Linked DNA regions of Homo sapiens: region 2 is linked to region 1. A link is an interaction called in ENCODE POLR2A ChIA-PET data of the cell type or tissue named here. Cell type or tissue: Panc1. All regions are shown on one strand.

The links. ChIA-PET counts read pairs that join two places held together with the same protein. Peaks named below come from ENCODE experiments on the same cell type or tissue, not always from the same donor. Only the 100,000 strongest peaks of a DNase experiment are listed, where the experiment ranks them.
Region 2: POLR2A ChIA-PET joins it to region 1 with 6 read pairs; 2 of 35 experiments call an interaction of 5 or more read pairs at or near these places.

The regions. Positions count from the first base shown.
Region 1 is chr1:17,181,663-17,189,662 of GRCh38, forward strand. No RefSeq gene overlaps it. Among named protein-coding and RNA genes, the nearest start is that of LINC02783, 4.1 kb to the right of the region's middle. In Panc1, no CTCF peak of the experiment used is centred here; no DNase peak of the experiment used is centred here; H3K27ac peaks cover 7,728 bases.
Region 2 is chr1:17,416,152-17,424,151 of GRCh38, forward strand. It overlaps RCC2 (regulator of chromosome condensation 2), which reads right to left. Exons shown (of 13, transcript NM_018715.4): 5 at 6,554-6,685; 6 at 6,052-6,140; 7 at 4,563-4,677; 8 at 329-495. Among named protein-coding and RNA genes, the nearest start is that of RCC2, 20 kb to the right of the region's middle. RefSeq lists enhancers at 826-1,696, 3,636-4,170, 5,900-6,654. In Panc1, a CTCF peak has its summit at 3,871 (motif pointing right); no DNase peak of the experiment used is centred here.

The sequences.
Region 1 (8,000 bases):
ATTAACCCCCCAAAAGGAAAGATAAATGTAAAAGTGGGAATTGGTGAAAAAAATAGGACTAAAACAAAAATCCAAAAGTTGGTTCTTGGAAAAGATTAATTAAATGGATGAACTTTTGGCAAGGTTCAATGGGAAAAAGAGAAGTCTTAAATAAAGGAACTTAACAAGACAGGCACACAAGAGCGTAACCTTGTGTTACACTCAGGAAACGGAGAGAAGCCACCACAGGAAACGGAAGAAGCCACCTCTGTTTCTGGAGGAGACTGGTACCATCTCAGACCTACTAGCCCTTGGGGGACCCCAAGAGAGGGGACACCCATCTCCTGCAATATTTTGGGGAGCCAAGCTTGTACCTGCAAACACACAGAGCCCAGGCCTCCAGAAAAGTGTCTGCATCCTCCCTGAAGGAGCCCCAGGCCAGCAGCCCCTTCCTGTCACATTCCCCTCCTCCCCAGAGGTAGAAGGGCTGTCAATCTATCACAGCGCTGCAGCTGCACCGGCGTTTCCCAAAGTGGCTGCACCATTTACATTCCAACCAGCAGTGTATGAGGCTTCCAGCTTCTTCAACTCCTTGTCAACACTTGTTGTGGTCTGCCTTTTTGATTATAGTCATTCTAGTGAGTGTGAGGTAGTATCTCATTGCAGTTTTGATTTTCATTTCCCTACTGACTAATGGTATGGAGTATCTTTCATGGGCTTATTGGCCATTTGTATATCTTCTTTGGAGAACTATCTACCCAAATTCTTTGTCCACTTTGTAATCTTTTCATTGTTGAGTGATAAGCATTCTTTACATATTCTGGACACTAGAGCCTTATTGCATTCACAATTTGCAAATATCTTCTCCCCACTGGGGATGGTCTTTTCGCTTTCTTGATATTGTCCTTTGAAGCATCAAAATTTTAAATTTTATTTATTTATTTATTTATTTTTGAGACGGGGTCTCGCTCTGTTGCCCAGGCTGGAGTGCAGTGGCACGATTTCGGCTCACTGCAAGCTCCGCCTCCCAGGATCATGCCATTCCCCTGCCTCAGCCTCCTGAGTAGCTGGGACTACAGGCACCTGCCACCACTCCCGGCTAATTATTTGTATTTTTAGTAGAGACAGGGTTTCACAGTGTTAGCCGGGATGGTCTCGATCTCCTGACCTCATGATCCTCCTGCCTCAGCCCCACAAAGTGCTGGGATTACAGGCGTGAGCCACCGTGCCTGGCCCAAAGTTTTAAATTTCGATGAAGTCCAATTTATGCGTTTTTCCTTTAGTTGCTAAAATTAAATTTATGAGACTGACATGCTGCCTACTGCACTGAGGAAGCAACTTAAATTTAAATTAAAAGAATGTATATGCCAAGAAATGTGGAAATTTAGATAAAAATGACAAGTTTCTTGGAAAATCTAACTTATCCACACAACCCGTGTGGTGTTCTGATAAATATTTAACAATTGGCTTTCCAAACCAACCAACCTAATGCCGCACACATAAAAGCCCCTTTCGTGTAGTGCTAACCAGTTTCCATGGTGTAAATACTCCCACCATGGCCAGTGTGACATCCCTGAGTGTGGTGTTGGGAAGAGATGTGCATTATCTGCTCTCCAGAGCCAGCCTCCAGTGCGTCACTGAGCTGTAACACAAGAAATGGAGAACCCAAATCATTCTATAACCATAAAACAAGCGGAATCAGTGGCCCAGCCCTCAGTCCTGCACCCATAATCTTCAAGGCTTGCCATGACTTTCTGCAAGAGGGACCACCAGGCCACCCTCCACTCTGGTAGAGTTGCTGATGTGGCAACCAGTGAAGAATGCCATCAGCAAAGTCCCACTGGAGAGGCCCAGCCCAGTAGGTCATACCCAGTCCCGGTCCAGCTCTCTTCCCCTCCTCTGCCCCTCCTGCTGAGCAAAGGTTCTGCCTGAACCTTTGGATCTAACCAGGCACATGTAGACCCACGTATCACAGGATGTCAGTGACCAGCTCCTAGCAATGAAGGCTCAGAAAGGTCCAGCAAGATGCCCAAGGTCACACAGCAGGCCATGGCAGAGTTCAGCTGGAGCCCAAGCCTCAGAACTCCCATCCCAGCCTTGAACTGTGAAACTAGAGTCTGGCCCATGAATCCTCTTTAGCTGAGCCCTTGGGCCCCCCATGCAGGCCTGAGTGGGCCTGGGGATCTCAATGGGCTTGAATGTGTCCCAAGGCCAGGTCTGCCTATGCCTGTCCCATCACTTCTCCCCAGGGAGTTCAGGGAGCCCCACAGCCGGGGCTACAACTGAGGGCACAGCCAGCTCTGAACCATGGACAGAGCCTAGCCCCTGCAAGTCAGGGGTTGAGGTGACAGGATGCTCTGGGCGCTCCCTGGAGGAGGCGGGCATCGCCTGAGGCCCTTCTGGAGGCTGCTAACACAGTGGGGAAATCAAGCGTGCGCTTTGGAAGCAGACCGAGCCAGGCTGGCATCCCAGGTTCCCACGTGGTGCTGCGTGACCTCGGGCAAAGTGTCTCAACATCTGGAATCTCCTTTTTTTCCTCATAAAGATGCCTGGTCTCACAACCGTTAAGACTTGAATGAGGTAATGTTATGTTCAAGTGCTCTGCTCTGGGCTGGCACAGGGTTGGTGGCCCATAAACAGTAAGTTCCACTCCTTCCCTAGTGGGAGCAGCTTAGCTGTCTCAGCAGAGCCCTTTCCCCTGCTTGGGGATCCTGGTGGCTGGTGGGGGTGGGGACAGGGAGGAGGGGTGGTACAAACCTCTACAGAGTGCATACATTTTAAGTGTAGAGCTCTGGGCCAGATGCCATGGCCAGGTCCTGGGTTAGCCTCCTCAAAGGATGCCATAGGGGCGGATACAGAGCCAGGAGGACAGCCCCACAAAGGGCAGCCCCCTAGGCCAGGCACCGTGGCTCACATCTGTAATCCCAGCACTTTGGGAGGCCGAAGCGGACAGATCACCTGAGGTCAGGAGTTCGAGACCAGCCTAGACAACGTGGTGAAATCCCATCTCTACTAACAATACAAAAATTAGCCAGGCGTGGTGGTGGGTGCCTGTAATTCCAGCTACTTGGAAGGCTGAGGCACAAGAATCGCTTGAACCCGGGAGGTGGAGTTTGCAGTGAGCTGAGATCATGCCACTGCACTCCAGCCTGGGAGGCCTTGGGACTTGGTTGGTGACTGGAGCCAGAGACTCCATCTCAAAAAACAAAACAAAACAAAACAAAACAAAAACAAAGGGCAGCCCCCCAGAAACCCGAATACAGAAGACCTATCCGACATCCTGACCTGTCCCCACAAGGACAGCTGGAGGGGAAGTGCTGCTCCACGTGGCTCCAGTGCTGCAGAGAGCCCTGGCCAGGGATTGGGAGCCAGTGTTGGTGACCTTGGGCAGGTCGCCACCCTTCTCTGTTCCTCACCATTCCCATCTGTAAAAGGCAAGGGTTGGACCAATTCATCCCCTGGGTCCCTTCTGGCTCTGACCTTTGGGGATTCCCAGCCTGCTCCCAGCCTTGACTTTCAGAGAAGCTATGGACTGGCCAGGGCTGCCCCTTGGCAAGTGTTTCCTTTGGCTCATGCAGAAGCTGTGCCCCAGGCTCGCTAGTCCAGACCAATAAGCCAGGCTCATAAACGCCTGGCGGGGCAGCCGGTCTCCTTCACATAAAAGTCATTTTCCAAACAGGATTGAGAAAGGCCAGCTCCGGACAGGCCATCTCGGGGGCACTGGAGCAGAGAGTGCCCGATTGCCTGAGCCTTCCTGGCCAGCTCCCCCTGTCATCTGCCTCGTCTTGGTGCCTATCTCCCTCCCGCTTACCCTCTGGAGATAAACTGGGGCATGAGTCCTGCCTCCTATGTGGCCTTGGTCCTGTCACGTCTCCTTCTGGGCCTCAGTTTCCCTATCTGTCAAACAGGGAGGCCCATCCCTGGCTGGCCTCACTCGGCAGTGTGTGACAGTGCCTTGCCAGGAGTGAGCAGCGAGCTGGTGAAGAGTGGCTCTCAGCCCCTGGGTGACCCTCCCCATATCCCCCAGCCCAGACCTCTCATCTCAGCTCTGGCCTCCCACCCTGGCCCAGAACCACATGCCCAGAGGGAGCTCTGCACACATGGGCAGAAGAGGCCTTGTGACTTGGCTGCTGGCTGCATCTGCTGGGTGTGCTGCCTCCCCCATCAGACAAGGAATCAGACCAGAGGCTTCCTGAGGACCAGAGCTGCATCTCATCCATCAGACCAGGACCCCTGAGGACAGCAGCAGCTTCGTCTCCACCCTCAGAAAGAGGTGGGTCTTGAAGGTAGCAGTGAGTCCCTTCCACCTGCAGGAAGAGTGTCCTGAGAGCTCCTCCATCAAAAGACTCCAGGGCAGGGCTGTGTCTCCCCCATTAGATTAGAAGGTTCTCAAAAGAGAGAGGGAGCATTGCCTACTCCTTAATTCTTATACCATGGGAGCTGTGTTTCCCCCATCAGACTAGATGATCTGTGTGTTCAAGGGCTATGCCTCCCCATCAGATTGGAAGCTTCCAAGCGCAGGGGCTGTTCCTCCCCGATCAGCGAGGAGGCCCCTGAAGGACAGGCATTTTGTCTCCATGCTCAGTCTGGGGTCTCACTGAGCATGACCTGAGCCTCCTCTTCAGACTGTGGGCCCCACTGTCTTCCTTCAGAGCCAGCACCTGGGCGGCCTGTGCTGGGTGTCTGGGAGAAAGGAGGATGCACGTGGGCTGAGGGGAAGTGGGGCAGGAAGCGTGTATTAAGGCAAAGAGGTGGCTCAGAACCAGGTGCCCACCGTGCCAGGCTGTGCTGGCACCCCGTGCTCCCAGGGCAGAGGGCCAGGGCAGGCTGGGTGATTCACGCCTAGGTTGGAGCTGGTTGCTTCTCAGACTCCGCCCAACCCTGGCTGGCCTCACTATGGGTTACCTGGGGGGATCTGTAGGGGGACATGGAGGCTGGGGGCACTGGGATGCTGTTTGGGAGAAGGCAGGGGAGAGGCCTCAGGAGATGTAAGCCTCACCTGGTCTCACTGAGTCAGAGCTGGACAGGCCCCTGAGCATCAGCTACCCAAGCCCCTCCTTGCAGAGAGGGCAGAAGGTTGCACAGCCGGTCTCCAGGGTCTTAGGACGGGGACCTAGGGATCCTGAATCCTGGCCCAGTACTGCTTCCAAGCTGGTGACCCAGCTTGTGTTATTAGACAGGCCCCTCCCACATGAGTGGGGAAGAGAGAACCCTCACTTCCACCTAATTGTTAGCACTGAGTCCAGATAACCCAGAGGGCAGGGCAGGGGCCTGTCTGGGAGCCTTCCTAACCACCCCCATCCTTTCTTCCGGCATCATTCCTCCTCCTTGCCTTTTATTATTCTCCTCTGGCTTTGCAAGCCCATTCCTCTGAAAGCCTCATGTAAAGGGTCGCTTTACATGAGACTTTTCAAAACTGACACCTCAGTAAAGGCACAAGTAGATTCATGCAACCAGAGGTTGCAGCTGCACAGGCTGGCTGCAAGCAGAGAATCTCCTTGAAGCTTCCTGCTTAATATCTGTGCACGTGTGAATTGAGTTCCACTCCGCAATACAGGCCTGCTGCGAATGCTTGGGCAGGTTGTTCACTGCATACAGAGGAGGAGTTGGGGCTGACTTCCCATCCGAGCGCCTCTTGCCAAGCTTTGTGCCTGAGTGGGGCTGCATCTATCCCAAAGAAGGGGCATGCTTTTTCTCACTTTGCACAGAGGTGCCTTATGGACCAGCAGGGGCCCTGCCATGACCCGGCCAGATTTGTCTTAACATTTTCAAATACTTTTTTTTTCTCTCAAATTGTTGGGTAAATTGATGCTGCTGCAGGGAGCTGGGCCATGTTTTCTCAGGGGCTTTGTGGATCTAGATCACAGCCTGAGAAGCTCAAATTGACCCCAGATCACAACCTCCTGCCTGGTAAATTAAGACGATGGGTTGGCTTTATCTGTAAATTAAAATTTGGGCTTTTACATATCTTGTAGCAGGCCTCGCCTGGTGGCTCACGCCTGTAATCACAGCGCTTTGGGAGGCTGAGGTAGGTAGATAACTTGAGCTCACGAGTTCAAGACCAGCCCGGGCAACATACAGAAATCCTGTCTCTACTAAAAATACAAAAATTAGCCAGGTGTGGTAGTGCACATCTGTAGTCCCAGCTACTCAGGAGGCTGAGGTTGGAAGGATGGCTTGAGCCTAGGAGGTAGAGGTTGCAGTGAGCCGAGATCGTACCACTGAGCTCCAGCCTGGGCAATAGAGCCAGACCTTATCTCATAAATAACATAAAATATAAAATAAAATAAAAATCTTGTAGTGAATGCTGTTTCTGGAAGGTTTTTGACTCTAAACCCCACCAGTTGTACATGTGGTTACCTGACAATGGCTTTTCTGGTTTCTATCCTGGTTTGGGCGTGTTTTCACTGTACGGAAAAAAATGTTTAATTGCTTATTGAAGTTCCTATACACAAAGTACATAAATTTTAAGTGTATAGCCCAATGTATGTTTACATATAATTACAGCAGTGTAATCACCACTCAGATCAAGATACAGAACATTTCCAACACCCCAGAAGGCTTCTTCATGCCTGCTGCTAGTCAATGCTGCCTCCTCTAAATGTAATTACTTTTCTGATCTCTATCACCACAGGTTAGCTTTGCCTGTTCTTGAACTTCATATAAATGGAATCACGCAGTATTTAGTCTTTTGTGTCTGGATTCTCTTGCACATCAATATGTCTGTGAGGTTTATTCTTGTTGTCACATGGAACTGTGATATGTTCTTTTTCATTGTTGTATAGTATTTCATTTAATGAAGATACTACAATGTATGTATCCCTCTCTCTATTGATGGACATGTGGGTTATTTCCAATTTGTGGTTATTGAAAGTAAAGTTGCTATGAATGTCCTTGTACATATCTTTTGGTGGGAAATGGTCTCATTCTTCTACAGTGTCTAGGAGTGGAATTGCTGGGTCATAGGCGTATTAGTCTGTTTTTGCATTGCTATAAAGAACTACTTGAGACTGGGTAATTTATGAAGGAAAGAGGTTTAATTGACTCACAGTTCTGCATGGCTGTGGAGGTCTCAAGAAACTTGCAATCATGGTGGAAGAAGAAGTCAGCATCTTCTTCACAAGTCAGCAGGAGAGAGAGACAGCACAGGGGAAACTGCCACTTTTAAACCATCAGATCTCATGAGAACTCCCTCACTATCACGAGAACAGCATGGGGGAAACCACCCCCATGATCCAATCACCTCCCACCAGGTTCTTCCCTTGACACGTGGGGATTACAATTTGATGTGAGATTTGGGTGGGGACACATATCACAGGGAAAGTATGTATTGTGCTCCAAGTCTAATAGATACTGCCAACAGTTTTCCAATGTGATCCTACCAATTTCCATTCTCACAGGGAGTGTCTGAGAGTTCTATTTGTTCCACATCCACATCGCCAACACTTGGTATTGTGAGGCTTTTTAACCTTGGCTATCCTGGTGGTGGAGTCTTCTTTTTGTTTTCATTTGCATTTCCCTGGTGACTAAAGAAGTTGAGCATCTTTTCCTCTGTTTATTGGCCTCTTGGTATCTTTTATGTTTTTAAGTGAAGTGCCTGTTCAATTTTTTTTTTCTTTTTTGGGGGAATAGAGTCTCACTTTCTCACCTAGGCTGGGATGCAGTGGCGCAATCTTGACTCACTGCAACCTCTGCCTCCCAGGTTCAAGCAATTCTCCTGCCTCAGCCTGCTGAGTACCTGGGACTATAGGCGTGCACCACCACACCTGGCTAATTGTTTTACTTTTAGTAGAGACGGGGTTTTGCCATGTTGGCCAGGCTAGTCTTGAGTTCCTGACTTCAGGTTATCCACCCACCTTGGCCTCCCAAAGTGCTGAGATTACAGACGTGAGCCACCAAGCCCGGCGAATTTTTTTTGCTCGTTAAAAAAATCAGGAGGTCTGCCTTTTTCATATTTATTTGTAGGTGTTCTTATAAATTCTGGATGCGAGCTCTTTGTCAGATGTAAGGATTGTGAGTTA
Region 2 (8,000 bases), 230 kb after region 1:
ACCTGGAAAGATGTCTGTGATGTTATGTTAGATAAAAGCCAAAAGCAGAAAGTGCTTACCTTAAGGTGCAGGTGAGGGCGGCAAAACATCTACGTGTTTAAGATGTGTCTATTTAAATCACGGGAGAAGTTAACATAGGAGGCAGTGACAGGGAACCCTGCCCTGGGACCAAGGACCCTTTGGCCAAGGTGCAAAGCCCTCTTGAAGAAGCAAGCAGATGTCTACCTGGGATCAGTTCCTAGCCAAAGCCAAGCGTCAGGAAACTTGAGCATAAACACCCCTTCCATCCTGGTGCGACTCTCAGGAAGTGAGAAAAGCCGAGCCTCACCGTGTGGTTAGCGCCACAGGCCACGTCTCGTACAACCACGTTTGGTACAGGCAGAATCTGTCCATCTTTCGTCTTCTCAATGAAGATGGCCACTCGCCGGGGAACTAGTTCACAGTCGTACTCTATCCGCTGTGCCCGGGCGATGAACTTCCCATCTGAGTTGTGTCCTGTAGAGACCACAGAGCCGGCCATCAGCAGCAGCACAAGCACAAGGGACGTGTCAGTGTGCTCACACGGACTCTGTAGTGAGCCCCGGCAGCACCCCAATCTGGCCCTTCTGGGCCTTAGACCAGCACACGTTGGTCAACAAAGGCAGCATTTCCAATCTTAGGCACAGCACAGTGAGTGGGTCAGTGAAATCAATTTTGTGAGCTAAGACCAGTTATTTTTTAAAAACGAATAGAACAGAATGACAAAGAATACTCTACACATAATAATGGCACCATGTTACAACAATTCCAGGTAAGGTATTATACGTTCAGATTGGGTTGCAAAAGAAAACTTATTTCTTACAATGGGTTGCAGTCAAAAAAGTTGAAGCTGCTGATCAAGGAATGGTCTATCAAGTAAGATCTCTACCCCACTGGAGGGACCACAAGGAGCCCCTAAAAGACCAAGAATAGACAGAAAAGCTCCATACACAATCCCAGGCCTCTGTTTTTATGAATTACCAGTAACCTAAACGTATGGTTACGGGTGGCTAAAGCCTGCAATTCCCACACTCCGAATGACCCAGGGACTGGTTCGCAAAGACCCAGCTCAGCACACCACACACCAGAAGCCCGGCTGCTCCAGTCCTGAGAACACGCCAGACACCCAAGCTCCTGCAGCCACCTGCAGCAGCAGGGCTGCTAAGTAGTTTATAGTTTTAAACTGCTCCTGTTCCCACACTGTGATCATCAGTTTGGTTGGGCACGGTGGGCCACGCCTGGAATCCCAGCACGTTGGGAGGCCGAAGTGGGTGGATCACCTGAAGTGAGGTGTTTGAGACCAGCCTGGCCAACACAGTGAAGGCCTGTCTCTACTTTAAAAAACAAAAACAAACAAACAAAGATTAGCTGGGCGTGGTGGTGGGTGCCTATAGTCCAGCTACTTGGGAAGGCTGAGGCAGAAGAATCGCTTGAACCTGGGAGGTGGAGGTTGCAGTGAGCAGAGATCATGCCACTGCACTCCAGCCTGGGCGACAGAACAAGTTTCTGTCTCCAAAAAAAAACAAACAAAAAAACTTGTTGTTATCAGTTTGTAAACTAGCCCCCGGCTTGTGGCTAATCCCCCTCCATACGGCACGCTGGTGTGCACCTCAGCCCTTATTGGTATGTGTGTTTTTGAGCACTGTGCTATTTAAATACAGTCAGCCCTCCATGGCCACAGGTTCAACCAACAGTGGTCCAAAAATATCTGGGGGGAGGAGGAAACAAGGAAAAAAAAAAGATAATACAAACAATACAAGTAAGACCATACAGTAGAACTACTTACATAACATTTACATCACATTAGGTACTGAAGTAATCTAGAGATGATTTTAAGTGTACAGGTTACATGCAAATACTATGCCATTTTATATAAGGTACTTGAGCATCTTAAGATCTTGGTATCCACAGGGGGTACTGGAAGCAATCCCCCAGGTTACCAAGGAGCAACTGCACCCTGGAATCACAACTACGCTACACACAATAAAACTCCTGGGCTTGTTTACAGGGCGCCTTATAACACTCATCTCATAAGCAGGTTCTATTTTTTTTTTTTTTTTTTTGAGACAGAGTCTCGCTCTGTCGCCCAGGCTGGAGTGCGGTGGCATGATCTCTGCTCACTATCACTGTCTTATGACAGCAGTTCTCTACTGTTGACATAATCCCTTCCAGTGGAACATCTGTCCGTTTAAAAGTCTGAGGGTCTTGGCCGGGCGCGGTGGCTCGCGCCTGTAATCCCAGCACTTTGGGAGGCTGAGGTCGGCGGATCACGAGGTCAAGAGATTGAGACCATCCTGGCCAACATGGTGAAACCCCGTCTCTACCAAAAATACAAAAATTAGCCAGGTGTGGTGGCGCACGCCTGTAGTCCCAGCTACTCAGGAGGCTGAGGCAGGAGAATCGCTTGAACCCGGGAGGCGGAGGGTGCAGTGACCCGAGATCGCGCCACTGCACTCCAGCCTGGTGACAGAGCAAGACTCCGTATCAAAAAAAACAATAAAAGTCTGAGGGTCCCCACTAAGAAATTCCCCCACCTTCTAGGCTACGATGAATGTAAGAGCATCACAGTAAATAGAATGCATTTCCGGATATGTCGCTACTTTTCTCACAAAAATGGTATTTTTAAACACTTGCACTCTTCCGGACAAGGTTTCAGCAAGGCAGTCAACAAATGATTAGAGTCCTTTTATTTGCTATCGACACAGTGGATACTGAACAGACACAACTCCCAGACAGGAGAGGAGGCACATTTGGTGACTGCTTTTTCCACCTCCTTTAAAGAGCTGCACACATCTGCTTTCTCCAGAAGTACAGGACAGAAGCTACTCCAGAAAACATCGAACAGCGGGCTTCCCTGTCCCTCTAGAGGGGTGACAGCTCTTTAAAATAAAGTTAAATGGCATGGCTGGGCACGGTGGCTCATGCCTGTAATCCCAACACTTTGGGAGGCCGAGGCGGGTAGATCACTTGAGATCAAGCGTTTGAGACCAGCCTGGTCAACATGGTGAAACCCCGTCTCTACTAAAAATACAAAAAAAAGTTAGCTGGGTGTGGCAGCGGGCGCCTGTAGTCCCAACTACTTGGGAGACCGAGGCAGGAGAATTGCTTGAACCAAGGAGGTGGAGGTTGCAGTGAACTGAGATCACACCACTGCACTCCATCCCGGGTGACAGAGGGAGACTCCGTCTTTCTTATCTTGGCGTTGCCCAGCCCAGTTCAGTGCACTGCAAAAAAGGGGGCACAAGGCATGAGTGTGTGTGGATGAGACACGGCCATAGTCGGATTTAGGTTCATTCTAAAAGTGATCTATCTGGATTTGGACAACGAAACAAACACCTGCCTTAAAGCAAGTAATACGCTGAGAATAAGCGATTCTGTAGCTACAAATCAAGCCGATTTCCAAACTACCTGCAAGTTGAGTGTAACTGAGCACCTGCGAATTTGTACAAAGTGCTTACATGGTGCCTGGCACACACAGTCACTGCTCCATGAAAGTGAGCCGTTTTTATCACCAACAGCATGTCATGCTTCCTGACGGAAAATCGACTTGCCGGGGTGCAGAGGGGAGGCCAAGGCAGCAGGAGCGCGCACGTGGCAGGAAGCGGACCGCTGCTGGGCACCGCAGCAGGGCTGTGGCCATGGAAACCGCTCTCCAACTGTCTCGGGCTCCACCACGGCAACCAACGCGAAATGTGAAATGTGCGTAAGGGGCTGTTCTCTCTTATTCACTTCTGACTTGAAGTATATTTAGTTTCACAAAGTCACTGTTCCCCGAGGCTAAGGCCAGCGGGCTCGGCGCTATTTTTACCTTTTCCATCTGCCAGGCGCTGCGGCTGCAGGAGCGCGCGCGGCCAGCAGAGGGCGCCCGCGCCACACCTCGCGGAGGCCTCCCCAGAGGGGCTGGAGTGGAGGCAGAGCCACAACCGGGAAGCGCACTTCAGGGAACCGCACTTAGGGTCCGATGGGAAGGAGAATGGAGACCATCAGGTCGGAAGACACTCCCCCCACTAACTGAGAACTGATGCCTGAATTCTCCTTTTCCACCAATGAGATCGAAGAAACAAGTTTCTGGACAACTAGATTCTGGCTAGGGATGACGCACGGGGAGGGGGTCCACCAGGGCTCCTCACGTGGCAACCCGAAATAATCGCCCAGGCCAGGGTTTCCAGAACAACGTTCATTTTCCGTAATTTTCTCATTTTCAATAAAGGCATAATCTTTAAATGTGAAATTGAATGAAGGTGGTCTGATTTTTTTTTAACTTTGAAATCCCTTTATATAAATGAATTCCCAAATCAGAAAAAAAGAAATCTTTTGTAGGACTCCAGTCCCAACTTTTCCATTGAGGCAGTGTTGCAATACTCCATAATCCTGTGAATGAGGACGCGCTGTTCTGCTGAACGTGAGATCCACTTAACGGACAAAGGCTATTATCTGAGATCAATTACCCACATTTCTAACACGTGTGTGCAGCCCCACACTGATCTCTAGTTCTGAATATATACAGTTAGATTACAGAGCTTTTAAAAAATGTACTTCCATACCCAGCTGACCATATTCAGGGCACCCAAAGGAATAGAGGTTTCCTTTGCAGTCCATTATCATACTGAATTCAGCCCCACAGGCCATTTTGGTAATTGGCTGGCCGTTGTACATTATCTGAAAAGACAAGAAAGGAGACTTTCATTTTTTTTAAAGACTGATAAAAAGCCTCTACCTCTCTGCATGTTGGTGGGAAACAATTACTAGGTTACAAACGGAAGTTTAATAAACTCAGTAATTCTGAAGGCAAAAGCTGAAGGCATTTCTAGAACACAAAGCTTAGAAGATATGTAAAGAAGCACCCTCAGACCCCCACCCTCCCAGCACAGAGCAGTTCAAAGCCTAGCCACTGTCTCTTTAAGATCAATAAAACCAAGTCCCTCCCTTCCTTCATCACCTAGACCACTAATTAGGCACTTAGCATTCTTCTGCCTTTAGTAGTAGTTTGTTTTTAAGGTATAAATCTCACCCCTCCAACTCAAGTTTCTTAGAAAAAAAAAGACTGCCTATCTCCTGGGCGCGGTGGCTCACACCCAGCACTTTGGGAGGCCGAGGCAGGCAGATCAGGAAGTCAAGAGATGGAGACCATCCTGGCCAACATGGTGAAACCCCATCTCTACTAAAAATACAAAAATTAGCCAGGCGTGGTGGAGCATGCCTGTAGTCCCAGCTACTCGGGAGGCTGAGGCAGGAGAATCGCTTGAATCCGGGAGGCAGAGGTTGCAGTGAGCTGAGATCGCGCCACTGCACTCTAGCCTGGCAACAGAGCGAGACTCTGTCTCCCCTCCAAAAAAAAAAGACTGCCTATCTCGTATTTGTATTCTAAGCATCTGGCTGGTGACTTTATACAAGGTCAAAACAAAGTATTTGGGGGAAGTACAATTACATCCATATAACATCACTCACTTTCTTTGGAACAGAACAGGCTTACGACAAGGCATTTCTAACAGATTTCTCCATTTGGAAACAAAATGTTTTCAGGATGGTTTTCAACCCGACCACAAACTAAGCCTGTTTTAAAAACTATAGCAAGGCTGTGTGCAGTGGCTCACACCTGTAATCCCAGTACTTTGGGAGGCCGAGGTGGGTGGATCACCTGAGGTCAGGAGTTCCAGACCAGCCTGACCAACATGGAGAAACCCCGTCTCTACTAAAAATACAAAATTAGCCAGGTGTGGTGGCACATGCCTGTAATCCCAGCTACTCCAGAGGCTGAGGCCGGGGAATCACTTGAACCCGGGAGGCGGAGGTTGCAGTGAGCCGAGATTGCGCCATTGCACTCCAGCCTGGGCAAAAAGAGTGAAACTCCGTTCTCAAAAAAAAACAAAAAACAAAAAAACAAACAAAAAAACTCTACAGCATGTAACTAAACATCCAGACCCTGTTTTTACAAGGGGTAAATTAACTCAAACGGAGACCCCACCTTAGAAAATCAAACACAAAAGTAAAGAGAAACAAAAAGCCATGGAGCCGGAGCTGAGGAGGGGTCACCTGCGCGGGGCTGGGAACAGCGTCTGTCTGGTTGCCAAGGCCCAGCTGCCCCATCTTGTTTTCCCCAAACGCAAACACGGAGCCCGTTTCTGGAAGAAAGGAAAAATATCACAAAAGGGAAGATAATGGTGAATGTTTTGAACTAGATTTAGAATCAAAGGCATCAAAATAATAAAAACAGCTCATTTGCCAGGCAGAAGGCAAGTGAGACTGCCCAAAAGCTGGCAGTGCAGACGCTTCACAGCAAAGCCATTTCACATCAGAAACTGGGTGTGCAGAGAAACAGAGGGCAGCGTCTCCTACTCCCAGATGGGCCTCCTATGGCCACTGGGGAGGCTCCCAATGCCCTCAAGAAGCCACTCCATGCCAAGGTTCTCAGGGCCTCTTTCTGATCCTGACCAAGAGTCACAAGGGGAACTCCACCACCCCACGCCCCATCCCCAAGGCAGACCACCTGGCCTCTTGCCAAACTGAGAGGAGACACCAGCAGCCACCTCCTTACCCGTCAAGGCCAAGGTGTGGTTCCGCCCACATGCTGCAGACACAATCACTTCGTGGCTAAGACCCTCGATGAGTCTAGGGGCTTCTACTCTCTTGGTGTCACCATGTCCCAGCTGCCCCTTCTCATTTCGACCTGCAGATCACATGAGAGAAAGTAGAAAAGAGAGAGGGTGGTCCAGGCGGCACCACCAGGAGAAGGCGAGTACAAACACACTCTCAAATGATGCCCATCTGTCTCTGGAAGGTACCCTCCAAATTCCCAACAGCCAAGATCCAGAGCAAAGAACGCCCCGGCCCTCTGCCCGCTGGAATGGCGCCTGCTGCAGCTCCCCGGACCTCCTTCCCTGGGGCAGCAGCGGGACCACCCGTGCACACCTCCCACGTCTCTGCTACAAAGGGAAATGAGAGGCTCAGTGTGGTAGGGACACCATGCACAGGCGGGCATGCTCGCAGAAACACGCCGTTCCCACTTAGAGTGCCTGCAAGACAACCACCCCGTCCCTACCCTCTGAGATGTATTTTAAGACAGCACCCCATTTTGACACCTGGCTCACCAGAGTTTAATCACTTTGGTGCTCTGGGCATCCACTGAGGACCATTTGGTGTCTGCCCAATATTTCTCTTCCTTTTTCTACCCTGTAAATGGTGCTCACATAACAGTGCCAATCCCACCCCTAGGGATCGCCCCTCAAGGACTCTCAGCCACAGGAACCCTGGTGACAAAGCACAGATCCACCCTCAACACAACACGCCCAGCCCCACCTCCAGGACTGCTGCAGGTGCGACCAAGGCCCTGTATCTGTGAATTCCAGCGGAAGGCAGGCCTGAGGGCCAACCCCTACCCCCAAGTCCTCTGCAGAACCAAATTCAACTCCAAACAGACGTGGAAGTTGGGTGGGCCAAAAGGAGGGCTGGGAGCCCCTACACCGCATCTAGGTTTCAACACAAACTACCAAGTTCCAAAACAAAAATTCAACCGGCCACTCTCGGATCCCTCCCGATAAGAGAAAAACCACACATGTAACCTGACGTGGGGAAACTGACGGAGATCTTACAGTGGTGAGAAGTCAGGGCAATTCTAGGGGGTTTTGCAACCTTCTCCAGCAATGAACTTTTCACCCTTAGGTTGTGATAAAGGCAGACAGCAGAGCCATTAAGATGAGTTCCAGCTGTCCTGGAGAAGGCTTGCAGGAGCAGCCTCTGACTACAGAAGGAATTGCGACGAAGGGAAACCAGCCTCTGACTCGCTCTAATTAAAGAACGGCGGGCTGAAGGGCCAGCACTGGCACTCGAGCAGGAGAGGCAGATACACCAGCTTCCAATGGGAGCTGCCCAAGTTCATGTGAAAGGCATGTGAATACAGAGCAACAAGTGCAAGTCTCAGTGGACTGAGATGCGGCAGGACAGGGTGAGCGGGCCACAGATGGAGACCCCACATGAGCAATGCG